Regions from separate parts of the Homo sapiens genome. Here region 2 is linked to region 1. A link is an interaction called in ENCODE POLR2A ChIA-PET data of the cell type or tissue named here. Cell type or tissue: PC-9. All regions are shown on one strand. Links, peaks and the distances in the headings refer to the core of each region. The heading gives the core; the rest is flanking DNA. Region 1 overlaps PRKCA (protein kinase C alpha). Region 2 overlaps PRKCA (protein kinase C alpha).

Evidence for each region. Peaks named below come from ENCODE experiments on the same cell type or tissue, not always from the same donor. Only the 100,000 strongest peaks of a DNase experiment are listed, where the experiment ranks them.
Region 2: POLR2A ChIA-PET joins it to region 1 with 8 read pairs; 3 of 35 experiments call an interaction of 5 or more read pairs at or near these places.

The regions. Positions count from the first base shown.
Region 1 is chr17:66,577,490-66,582,862 of GRCh38, forward strand. All of the region lies in intron 3 of PRKCA (protein kinase C alpha), which reads left to right. Among named protein-coding and RNA genes, the nearest start is that of PRKCA-AS1, 160 kb to the left of the region's middle. RefSeq lists an enhancer at 71-1,031. In PC-9, for the core only: no CTCF peak of the experiment used is centred there; a DNase peak (open chromatin) is centred at 2,772; H3K27ac peaks cover 451 bases.
Region 2 is chr17:66,662,096-66,667,468 of GRCh38, forward strand. All of the region lies in intron 5 of PRKCA (protein kinase C alpha), which reads left to right. Among named protein-coding and RNA genes, the nearest start is that of MIR634, 120 kb to the right of the region's middle. In PC-9, for the core only: no CTCF peak of the experiment used is centred there; no DNase peak of the experiment used is centred there; H3K27ac peaks cover 30 bases.

The DNA of each region.
Region 1 (5,373 bases), core at 169-5,168:
TGACTTCTGGCTCTCCTGACTCAGTCCACTTTTAGTCTCTTTTTCTGCAGGCCATGAAATAGCTCAGCCCCTGGCCTGCTTCAGACCTAGAGCTCAGCCAGCCTGCACTTCGGCTCTGGTTACGTCTTGGAGATCTGCTCTGTTTCTAGCCCAGGGAGGTGCGTAGTTTATATGGAAGTGAACTATATCTTTTTAAAAATACATTTCCTTCTTTTCTTTTTTATTGCGTCCATGTATTTAGAGCTAAAGGAGAGGTCCACAGCATGAGTTTATACTTCACCTTAGCCAGAAGTCCCTGCCACATTTATCCTTAGATCAGAGAATGACACTGGAGTGAGGACGGGGTAGTGGGGGGTAGGGAGTGGGGTGCTGCCCTAGCCTGTTCCCAGATGCTGCATAAGTCATCGTTTTCAATCCTGCATGCTTAGCTTCCGACCCCTGTCACCCTGCCACCCCCTCAGAAGCTGCCGCACACCTGCTCTGTGCCATGGACCAGCCAGAGTGCAGGGTTTGTGTCATGCGCCCCCTCCACCCCGTGAGCTCTTTCTTTAACCTTTCTCCTGCAACTCCTCCTCAGCCCCCTTTGAAATGCCAAATTCAGAAGCTGTGTTTCCCTTCCTCAGCCAGCTAACGAGAGACTGAATTTAAAACAAAACAAAACAAAACAAAACAGCCCTCATTGTCTCCCTTTGATATTTGCCTTTCATCTCGTCTGTCCCAGGGTCGGGGCATCCACCTAGGCCAGCACTCTGGAAAGACGCCTCACCTGCAGCAGGTAGAGCCCAGCAAGTCGGTCCAGGCTTCCGCACATGGTCATGTCCCCATGGGTTTGTCCACATGGGTTTGTTTGTCCTTGGAAACCCTTCAGCTCCAGGGAGCCTGAAGTCCTTGGCGAAGGATAAAGTGGAAGGGGAATGCAGCATGAGGGAGTCTTTCTGTTCATATTCACCACCTGAAAATTACAATGGTTCAAGCAGTGCACCTTCTAGACGAGGTGGTCTCAGCAAGCCTTAAAACCATCTGGTCAACAAGAGCAAAACATGTATAAGGCCATGAATGTACCTGGGGCTGGTTTGGTTTGGTTTGCACAAACCACCCCCTCCTCTGAGTGATGTATAAATAAGAAAGTAAACCCATCTCCCTGCCAAGTCATTCTAAAGAAGTAGCCCTGTCTTGGATGCCCATGTTTGTCTTCCACACCCTTTAGTGTAGAAGACATCAGGGCCCACCTCTGCATCCTGGGCCTGTGGTTCCTGTCCTCTTCATCCAGATCTGTGACTGTCGTGATAGTGTCCTAACTGACCGCCTGTCTCTCTGGTCTTGTGCCTCCTCCCAGCCGTCCTCGGGCCCCCTTGCACTGTGGATCACGTCCCCATGCCGACACTCATCTGTTTCGACCTGTGGGTGGCTCCCCGCGCAGCTCGCCAGGCAGGCCTCTGTGAACTGACTCTGAGAGTGCTCTCTGGCCCCACCGTTGCTTCTCACCTCTGCACTTGCAAGAGGCTACTTGTGCTTCTGTGCAGGCTGTGGCCTCTTGGGGCTCCCTGCATCTGTGGTGGCTGCTGCTTTCTGCTCGGAGCATGTGCACATGTGCGTTCCCTAGTCAGTACACAGTCAGCCCCTGCTGTGGCGCTGGCACACAGCAGAGAGCAAGAGAAGTGGCTTTGCCCCCCATTGAACAGACAGAGTAGTAGGGAAGACAGACATCAAGCTAGTCATCACGACCATAATTACGTAATTACCCTTTGTGACAAGAGCTGTGAAGTGGCAGGAAGGAAGCAGACCAGGGTCAAGGATGGCCTTCCTGTGGTGTGATGTGTAAGCTGGAATTTGGGTAGGAAATAGGTGGAGAAAGAGCCTGAAGAAAGATGTTTCCGGAACCTGCGATCAAGATGTGTGAAAGTCGTGATGGGAAAATGAGGATGACGGTAGCAGTGGGTAGGGGTCAGAGGTCACGCTTACCAAGGGTTTACCGTGTCAGGCACGGGTCTGTGTTACCTCATCACGTCCTCATACGACACTGCAAGAAAGGTGCTTTTACCATCCCCACTGCACACATGTGAAAACTGAGGCACAGAGAGGCCAGTGGGCATGCCTGAGCTCACGTGGCTGGTAGGGTGGTGGGATTTGGACCCAGGTAGTCTGGGTCCCGGGATCAAGCTGCAGTCACTGCAGCATCTTGCTGGGACCTTGAAAGAGGCCTTTGTGACTGGAACTGAAACCAGGGAGCTAAGGCTGGAAGGCAGAGGCAGGGCCATGGAGATGGTTTAGGAAGTGAGTGATGAAATTTGGATTTTTATGTGATCAGACTTGGTTGGGAGGACAGTGGATTGAAGGAGAGGCAAGGGAAGGAGGCAGAGAGAGGAATTATACACCGAAGGTTAAAAAAAAAATCGGGGGTTGGACTTCCCTCCTTCTTTCACTTGGTGCTTTCTCCTTGCCCTTCAAGACCTGGTGCAGGTGTCACTCTCTCTCCTCGGCTCACTCTCTTTCTCTGCGCCGGAGATCCTCAAGATCAGGGGAGATGTCTCGGCATCTCTCAGGGTTCCTCATGCACAGGCGGCTTTCCACAAATAAATGAAAGGAATGGAGGGAAAATAGTTACAAAGCTAAGAAGCAAGATGTTTCATTGGGTAATTTAACTTTTCAAGTTCATAACTCTGATGTGACTTTCACAGTGTAAGCTGCCTGTGGCTGATACTTTACTCATGGAGTACTAGTGGTCTGTTATTCAAGCTAAAATTTCCATTTCCTTATTAGCCTGAGTGACCAGCATTACTCCCCTAGCTCCACATTCTTAGGGAGTCAAGAGGTCGCTTTCAGCAGGCCAATCTGTGCACGACCTGCTGGTGCTGCAGCATTCCTTACTCAGATCTCAGAGACCCTGGGATTTTGCAGTGCTTTGGAAAGCTGACAGGGCTGGCACTGGGGGCTGGCTGGGATGGGAACAGGCTGCCCCTCTTGGCTCTCCATATAGGCCTGAGAGCCACGTGGTCCCACATGAGACACTGAGCCATGTTTGGGCTCCGCCTCCAGGGTTCCACGCATTCTTAGCATCTCAGCAATCCAAGGACAAACACATCAGCTTCCCCGTAGCTAAACATAAGAAAGTTGTCCGTGTTTTTATATAAACTTTACTGACATTTAAACATGCATACTTCATGAAAAGTGCAATATTGTCAGTGTGCGGTAAAGTGGGTTTTCGCCAACTAAACACACTTATGATCAAAACATGCCCGGATTTGCACCCAGATCAGGAAACAGAACATGACGCCACCCTGCGCCCTTCTTGCTTCCCTTCTGTTTACTGCACTCCTCGTGAAGGTAACCTTTGTCATCGCTTCTAACAGCCTGGATTAATTTTGCCTGTTTTTTGGGCTTTCTACCAATGGGATCATACAATGTGTAGAGAGGATGTAGGTTTAAGATGAGATTTGTTGCCCCCCCCCATGCTCGATTTATCCCATGTTCCTAGAAATTATAGAGATAACACAAGTGGAAAGACAGTCTCACAGTCTCATGACAGGAAGGTTACCCATCCGGGGTCAAACCATGCTTGGCACAGAGCCACTTGTTAGGATTCAGCAGTAATTAAAATGACTGTGTTGTTTATAAATTGTTTTATGAGTGCATTAGTGCCTTGTTTATTTTTTATCACCAGAGAAAGAGTGATCCTCCTAAGTAAATGTTCTAGATCAGTTGAGAAAGCAAACTTTCTCAGCCAAGGGCCAGCTAGTAAATATTTTTGGCTTTGCAGGCGCATATGGTCTTCGTTGCAACCACTCAATTCTGCTCTTGGGATGCAAAAGCTGTCTTGGACAATATATGCACAAATGAGGCTGGCTGTGCTCCAAAAAAGCTCCATTTGTGGACATTCAAATAGGAAGTTCACATAATTTTCACTTGTCACAAAATATTATTCTTCCAACTTTTTAAACTTGAACCATATTTGAGAGGGAATCTTTCTGAAGTGTTTTGTTTTTTCTTTTTTGTTTTTTGTTTTTGAGACAGAGTCTCTCTCTGTCCCCCAGGCTGGAGTGCAGTGGCACAATCTTGGCTCACTGCACCCTCTGCCTCCTGGGTTCATGCCATTCTCCTGCCTCAGCCTCCCATGTAGCTGGGACTACAGGCACCCGCCACCACGCCTGGCTAATTTTTTGTATTTTTAATAGAGATAGGGTTTCACCGTTTTAGCCAGGATGGTCTCAATCTCCTAACCTCGTGATCTGCCCGCCTCAGCCTCCCAAAGTGCTGGGATTACAGGCATGAGCCACCGTGCCCGGCCATCTTTCTGAAGTTTTTAAACACTGATCTAAATTCTCAGGATGAGCTGAGAACATTTTCTTAGTAAATATGGGCAACATGGTTTAATAAAACATGGAAACCCTGGCACTGTCCTTTTGCCGTGTCTCTTTGGGCAAGTTTTAACTTCTCTGGGTCTGTTTCATCTTCTATGGGATGGGGATAAAAGGAAGGACATTTAGCCATTAGCCCCAGGAGAGCCATGCTAGTTATTTGTGAACAGAACCCCATCTGAAGAGTCACGGAGGATCCTAGTTGGTCAGTGTCCAGGCTGTGGCAGTTGTTAAATATTTTGAATATCACTCTTTGTCATGACATCCTCTCTACTGAGGTCTTGTATACACTATGGCCAGCATTTGCGTCGTGTATAGTAATTGCTGTTTCTCCTCTTCCCATGGAAATGGCTGTAGGCATTCTTGGCTAAGAGGGATACTTCTGTATTAACTACCGCAACTCAAGGACTTCTGTGCTACAGGTGGAATATCCTTATCCAAAATGCCTGGAACCAGATGTGTTTTAGATTCAGATTTTTGGATTTGGGATTTGATATAGTGTGGCTGTGTCCCCACCCAAATCTCACCTTGAATTGTAATAATCCCCATGTGTCAAGGGTGGTGCCAGGTGGAGATAATGGAATCATGGGGGCGGTTCCCCCCATGCTGTTCTCATGGTAGTGGATAAGTCTCATGAGAACTGATGGTTTTATAAATGGGAGTTCCCCTGCACAAGCTCTCTTGCCTGCCGCCATGTAAGATGTGACTTTGCTCCTCATTTGCCTTCCACCATGATTGTGAGGCCTCCCCAGCCTTGTGGAACTGTGAGTCCATTAAACCTCTTTCCTTTATACATTGCCCCATCTTGGGTATGTCTTTATTAGCAGCGTGAGAGCAGACTAACACAGGATTCTAGGCCTGTAGTTTGTGTAGTTTTCCATTCCCCTAGTGGCCACCAGGATGTGAGCTGTACCTTCACCTAGCCTGCCCTTAAGTCAGCTCCTCTACCAACTCTACCTTGCTGTTTCAGATTGGTAGGCTGATTAAAACTCTCTAAAGCCAGAGGAGGCCTGCATTC
Region 2 (5,373 bases), core at 312-5,311, 85 kb after region 1:
CAAGGGAAGAGAAAAGCAAGGTACCTTTTATCCCTGAATCATCGCCACAAGGCCCTCTCAGGTCAGGAAACTGATGTGTCTCCTGCTTGGTTTGTAAACCATGTGGATGATACCCAGAATATCAGGTCCTCTCTCTCTCTTCCGTCCAAACGAAAGCACTTAGATGTCACATGCCCACCTTGTAAGTCCTCATGGGATTTGGGATCCTCATCCTGTGCACAGACCTTGACTCATGGGCTCTACAACATTGGCTGTCTTCCTGTTTAATTTCCCTTTCTACTGACAGTTTTGCCAATTCAGTGATGGCTTTAGCGCCATGGCTCAGCGGCACCCAAGCAGCTTGAGACATCCGTGGTTTGGGGGTCATCTTAGTTATTTCATGGAATGAAAAGTTTTACATCCAAGATACTCGGCCCCCAGTCATTTCTTTTCTGTATCAATTTAGTCTCTCTTTAGTTTTGGTGCATGTGGTTGACTTGTGGTAGTCTAAGGTGTTGACGGACTGGCCCAGAGAGAGATCTCAAAGCTAGTGAGAATGTGTCCAGGTTCTTGTTTGATTTTGTTTTGGTTTGATTTTGATTGTGGTCGAGATAAGAGGCTTTTCCAGGTGAAAATCTCGTAGGCCTGGCATCATACCTGTAATTAATGTTTATCTTCTGCTTTATACTCTCAGATTAAAGACAGCAATGGTATAACAGCAAGGCTGGAAAGAATAAAGTTTACTCCTGTTTTATCTCTCTCTCCAAACACCGTAGTGTTCCAGAGACAGATACTGATAGTCTCTTGTGCTCATGAACTCCTAGTAGCTCCTGATAAGTACATTTCTCAGAGAATCAGCTCTGAGCCCATTTGTGGGGAACAAGTGTATGGGAAAGTCGTCGATTCTGCAGGTGTTGGGAACAGTTCTGTAATGGGATAGCAGATCCCTCTTCTGCTGGCGGATGGAGGAAGGATACCCTTGCCGGTGGACAGTTGCCTCCTAATCAGGAATTATGCCTCATGCTCAGCCAGGGCCTTCCAGGCAAGGAAGCCGAGCAAAGCCCACTGGAAGACAGGGCTCCCTCGGGCACAAACAAGAACAGCTTCCTGCTCCTCTCCAGCCTCAAAGGTTCATGCGCCTTGTCCCTCAGATAAAGGTGCTAGAAAGAAGGTTGGTGTCACTGGACGTCGTCTCTTAGGGTGATTCAGCTACTTCAGGCGAGGGGTTGGGAGGAACCAATAAATATTTTTGTCTTTGTTTGCCACACTGATGTGAATGCTTATAATTTTATTAGCAGCTGCCTGGGAGCCAGGCCTGACTTAATTTAATTTAATCTCCTGGGTTATTTCAGTTCGGTTTAGTCTATTTTAAGCACAGATGAAGAGGAAATAATCAGACCGAGGGGAAAGATGAGGGAGGGGCTGGAGGGGCCATCCGCTGCCCTCGCTAGTTCCTCAGGCTTAACTTGTCTTGATATAAAGGGAATGACTTCATGGAGGCAGGTTAGCCAGACGAAGTTCTAGCTCTCACTGTGTTTTGTCTCTGGTATCATCACCTTGTTCTCTAAGAAAAGAAGCATGATATCAGCTTTGTTGGGGGAGGGAGGATGGGGGATATTAATTATGCCACTAGAAATACAAATGGAGCAATTTTCTTGTGCCAGGCAGGACTGAATAGTGACACCTTCCCCGGCCCTCCCTTTCTCCTTTTAGCAAACTCACTGATCACTGTGTTGTGGTAGCTCTTTCTCTTTGGAGTGTTTTTTGTTGTTGTTGTTTGGTTTGTTTGATTTTGGGGTTTTTTTTTTTTTGAGACAGGGTCTCACTCAGTCACCCAGGCTGGAGTTCAGTGGCGTGATCTTGACTCACTGCAACCTCTGCCTCCCAGGTTCAAGTGATTCTCGTGGCTCAGCCTCCTGAGTAGCTGGAACTACAGGCACATGCCACCACGCCCTGCTAATTTTTGTATTTTTAGTAGAGATAGGGTTTCGCCATGTTGGCCGGGCAGGTCTCGAACTCCTGGCCTCAAGTGATCCACCCGCCTCGGGCTCCCAAAGTGCCGGGTTTCTAGGTGTGAGCCACCGCGCCCAACCGTCTTTGGAGTGTTTTGATGCCCTGGGATTGGTGGTTTGGGAGGCAGGATGGCAGAGCCTCCGCTTTGAGCAGTTTCTTCTGAGTGAATATGTGGTTCAGAGGCCCACTCAGCGAAGCCCAAGGCCCAAAGACCACCAAGTCCTGTGGCCTGGGCTGCCCTGCCTGCCCTGAGCCCAGGAGCTGCGTCCCAAGGCCACCCCATCATTTCCTGCCCCCAGGGCCTGTGAGGCTGTGCATTTGGTTTAGTACCAGGAATCATCAAGAACAAGAGAAATTCATGGGCCCAGTCAGAGAACCCAAAGGTAATGAGAATGTCCAGAGGGTTTTTTTGTTTTAAACAGTGATTGAGATGATAAGAGGTATTGCCAGGTGAAAATCTCTTAGCCTTGACATCATCAAAGAAGAGAGATTCGTCATCTCATGATGAAGAGAGATTCATCTCAATTTCTTGTTTCTTTGGGGTTTTTGTTTTGCTTTGGTTTTTTTTTTTTTTTTTTTTTTTTTTGGCAATGTCTTGCTGTTTCACTCAGGCTGGAGGGCAGTGTTGCGATCATAGCTCACCGCAGCCATGATGAGCTGCCGGGCTCAAGTGATTCTTCTGCCTCAGCCCCTGTAGCTGGGACTACCACACCCAGATAATTTTTTAAATGTTTGTACAGATAGGGTCTGACCACATTACCAGGCTGGTCTCACACTCCTGGCCTCAAGCAATCTTCCCACCCCAGTCTACCAAAGTGATGGGATTACAGGTGTGAGCCACTGTGCCCGGCTCATTGCAGTTTTATATGCCAACCCTGAAAGCAGAAAATTGTATCCCCACTGAAGTGCTGGTTCCATGAACCCAGGATTTTTATGGGTCTTATTCATTGCAGAATCCCCGAACTCATGGTGCCTGGGACCCAGCATGTTCTCAGTGTGTGTCCGAATAACACTGGAGGGTTTTTTCTGGATGATACTGATAATTACAGAAGTTAAGAGTTATTAAGTGCTTATTTTGTGCCAAGCACTATGCCAAGGGTTTTACTTGTATAATCTTTTTTAATACTTAAACGGTTCCTATTGCATGAAACTCTTACCTTCATTTAAATGGAGGCATAGAGGATTTCAGGAACTTGCCAGGTGACAAGGTGGAGCTAGAACTTGAATCTAGGCAGAACATTTTTATCTGTGTCCTGAGAGTTTCCATGAGAACATGACCAAAAGGTTTTCTGGTATACGCTGAGTCACCTGCATGAGTGTTCATTCAGAACCATCCTCCCAACACCCTGCACAGTGGAGATGCCCTGAGAAGGGAGCATCGCTGGGCTTGGGGCTGAGTGTAGGAGTGGCAAGAGGGGGTCCAAGTACCTCCCATGGCTCATTAAAGTCACCTGAGTAGACCTGCTAAGCACTCACTCCTCCATGCCGGATTTCTCAAAGTGTGCTGCTGGTCTACCTGGAGTGGGGTAGAGTACTTCCCCACCCCAGGCTTCCTGAATCAGATTCTCTAAGAACAAGCGCAGAGCCTGCAAGTAAATTCTATTGTTAGTGAGTTCTCCAAGGTGGTTCTTAGGCACCTAACATTTGAGACCTGCAGCTATGGGTATTTTTGCTCCTAGCCTTGCGGTATGTTAGATTTACTTAAAAACATACAAGTGTCTATATGTTTGGGATGGTGTTGGAGGGAATTTATTAAAACTAGAGTTCTTCTTTATCCAGAAAAGCACACACATTAGGAAAGGCAATAGCATCTGAAGACAGAGGAGTGGCGTGTAGCTCATTTTGGCCTTTCCTGTTGAAGGCCCCCAGGTTCACTCTTGGGATGACCAGGCCCCTAGAGACCAATTCCAATGTAGTCCTGACTGGGCAGTCCATCAGGATGCCAGTTTATGAATTTACAGAGAACAATAAAGTTGACCATGTGACTTGATGAGAGCAATCAGTGTAGAGAAGATACCAGGCAAGGCATAATGAACCCATTTTATTGATTTGTCAAATTAAGCACCATCACATAGACTACATAGAGCAGAAATCCGCTTTGGGAGTGCCTTCTCCCCTACAGACAAACCTGAGGGGACTCAGAATGCTGCCTAGCAAACATAGAATTATAACAAGGGGATGTGATAAATGTTGGATGGCAGCAGACTAAGGTTTAACATTCATCTCAAGTTAGAGGCGGCTGCTGTGCTGCTGGGGCCAGAAGCACTTGAAGTCAAATGCTTAGATGCCGCTCCTTGGACCTGTGTCATAGGCTCTGCTGACATTTGCCTGGAGCCTCTGCTTTCTCGCTGCTCATTTGAACATATTCATACTGGACACAAGCTGGTCCTACAAGCCTAGTACCTCTCAGAACCCTCTCTCCTTCAGGGGACTTTGAGAAGCTCTGCTCTGATCCAATATTGATGAATCCAGTAGTTTGTTGATTTCCAAAGAAAGATCTTGCTTTCCTCATTTCCTACTACCCAAGGAAGGGAGAATCACCTCATTATGGCTCCAAATTTCAACAGATGTTATATAAAGGGCTATATAAGTATTCCTGTATCTTCATTCTTTGCAAAAATGCCTTCCCCAAAATCTGACTCTTTGTCTGTCAGATAAATGATATGTAGAATTTTGTATCTTACCTTCTAGGAGAAAGAGTAGTCGTAACTCTCCATGCCTCTCCAGGGAACCCTTTGAATCCCCCCCCCACACACAAATTTAGAGATTATTTCCAGGACAAAGGACTATATGAAGGACCCTTAACTATCTAGTACCCAGACTAGTAACGTAGACTTTGGTGATACCATGAAAACGAAGGCATAATCATGTGCTATGAAAATGGATTAGGAAGCAGCTTCTGTTCACAGTAGAAAGAATCTTAGAGATTTCCCTGTCCAGCCAACTCCTTTGTTTTCCAGACTGAATATAAAAACTCACTAAAGATTGCCCAAGAAAGTGAGCAGCAGGACAGAGCAAGCCGAAGGTCCCTGCCCAGTCCCTTCCCCCACCTCTGCCACCTTTTAAATCCCATCTGGAATGTCTGCGTGTTTAGTTCAGTTGGAGGTTAGGGATCTAGGAGGTAAAATGGCCACCAGGATGATGTCAAATCGAGTTAAACAGATACAGCCTTGGCCTTTAAAGAACAGACCACACTGGAGGCATATGTATTCATCCGTTCTTACACTGCTAATAAAGACATACCTGAGACTGGGTAATTTATCAAGGAAAAAGGTTTAATTGGCTCAGAGTTCAGCATGTCTAGGGATGCCTCAGGAAACTTACAATCATGGTGGAATCTTCACATGGCGGCAGCAAGGAGAAGTGCAGAGTAAAGCAGGG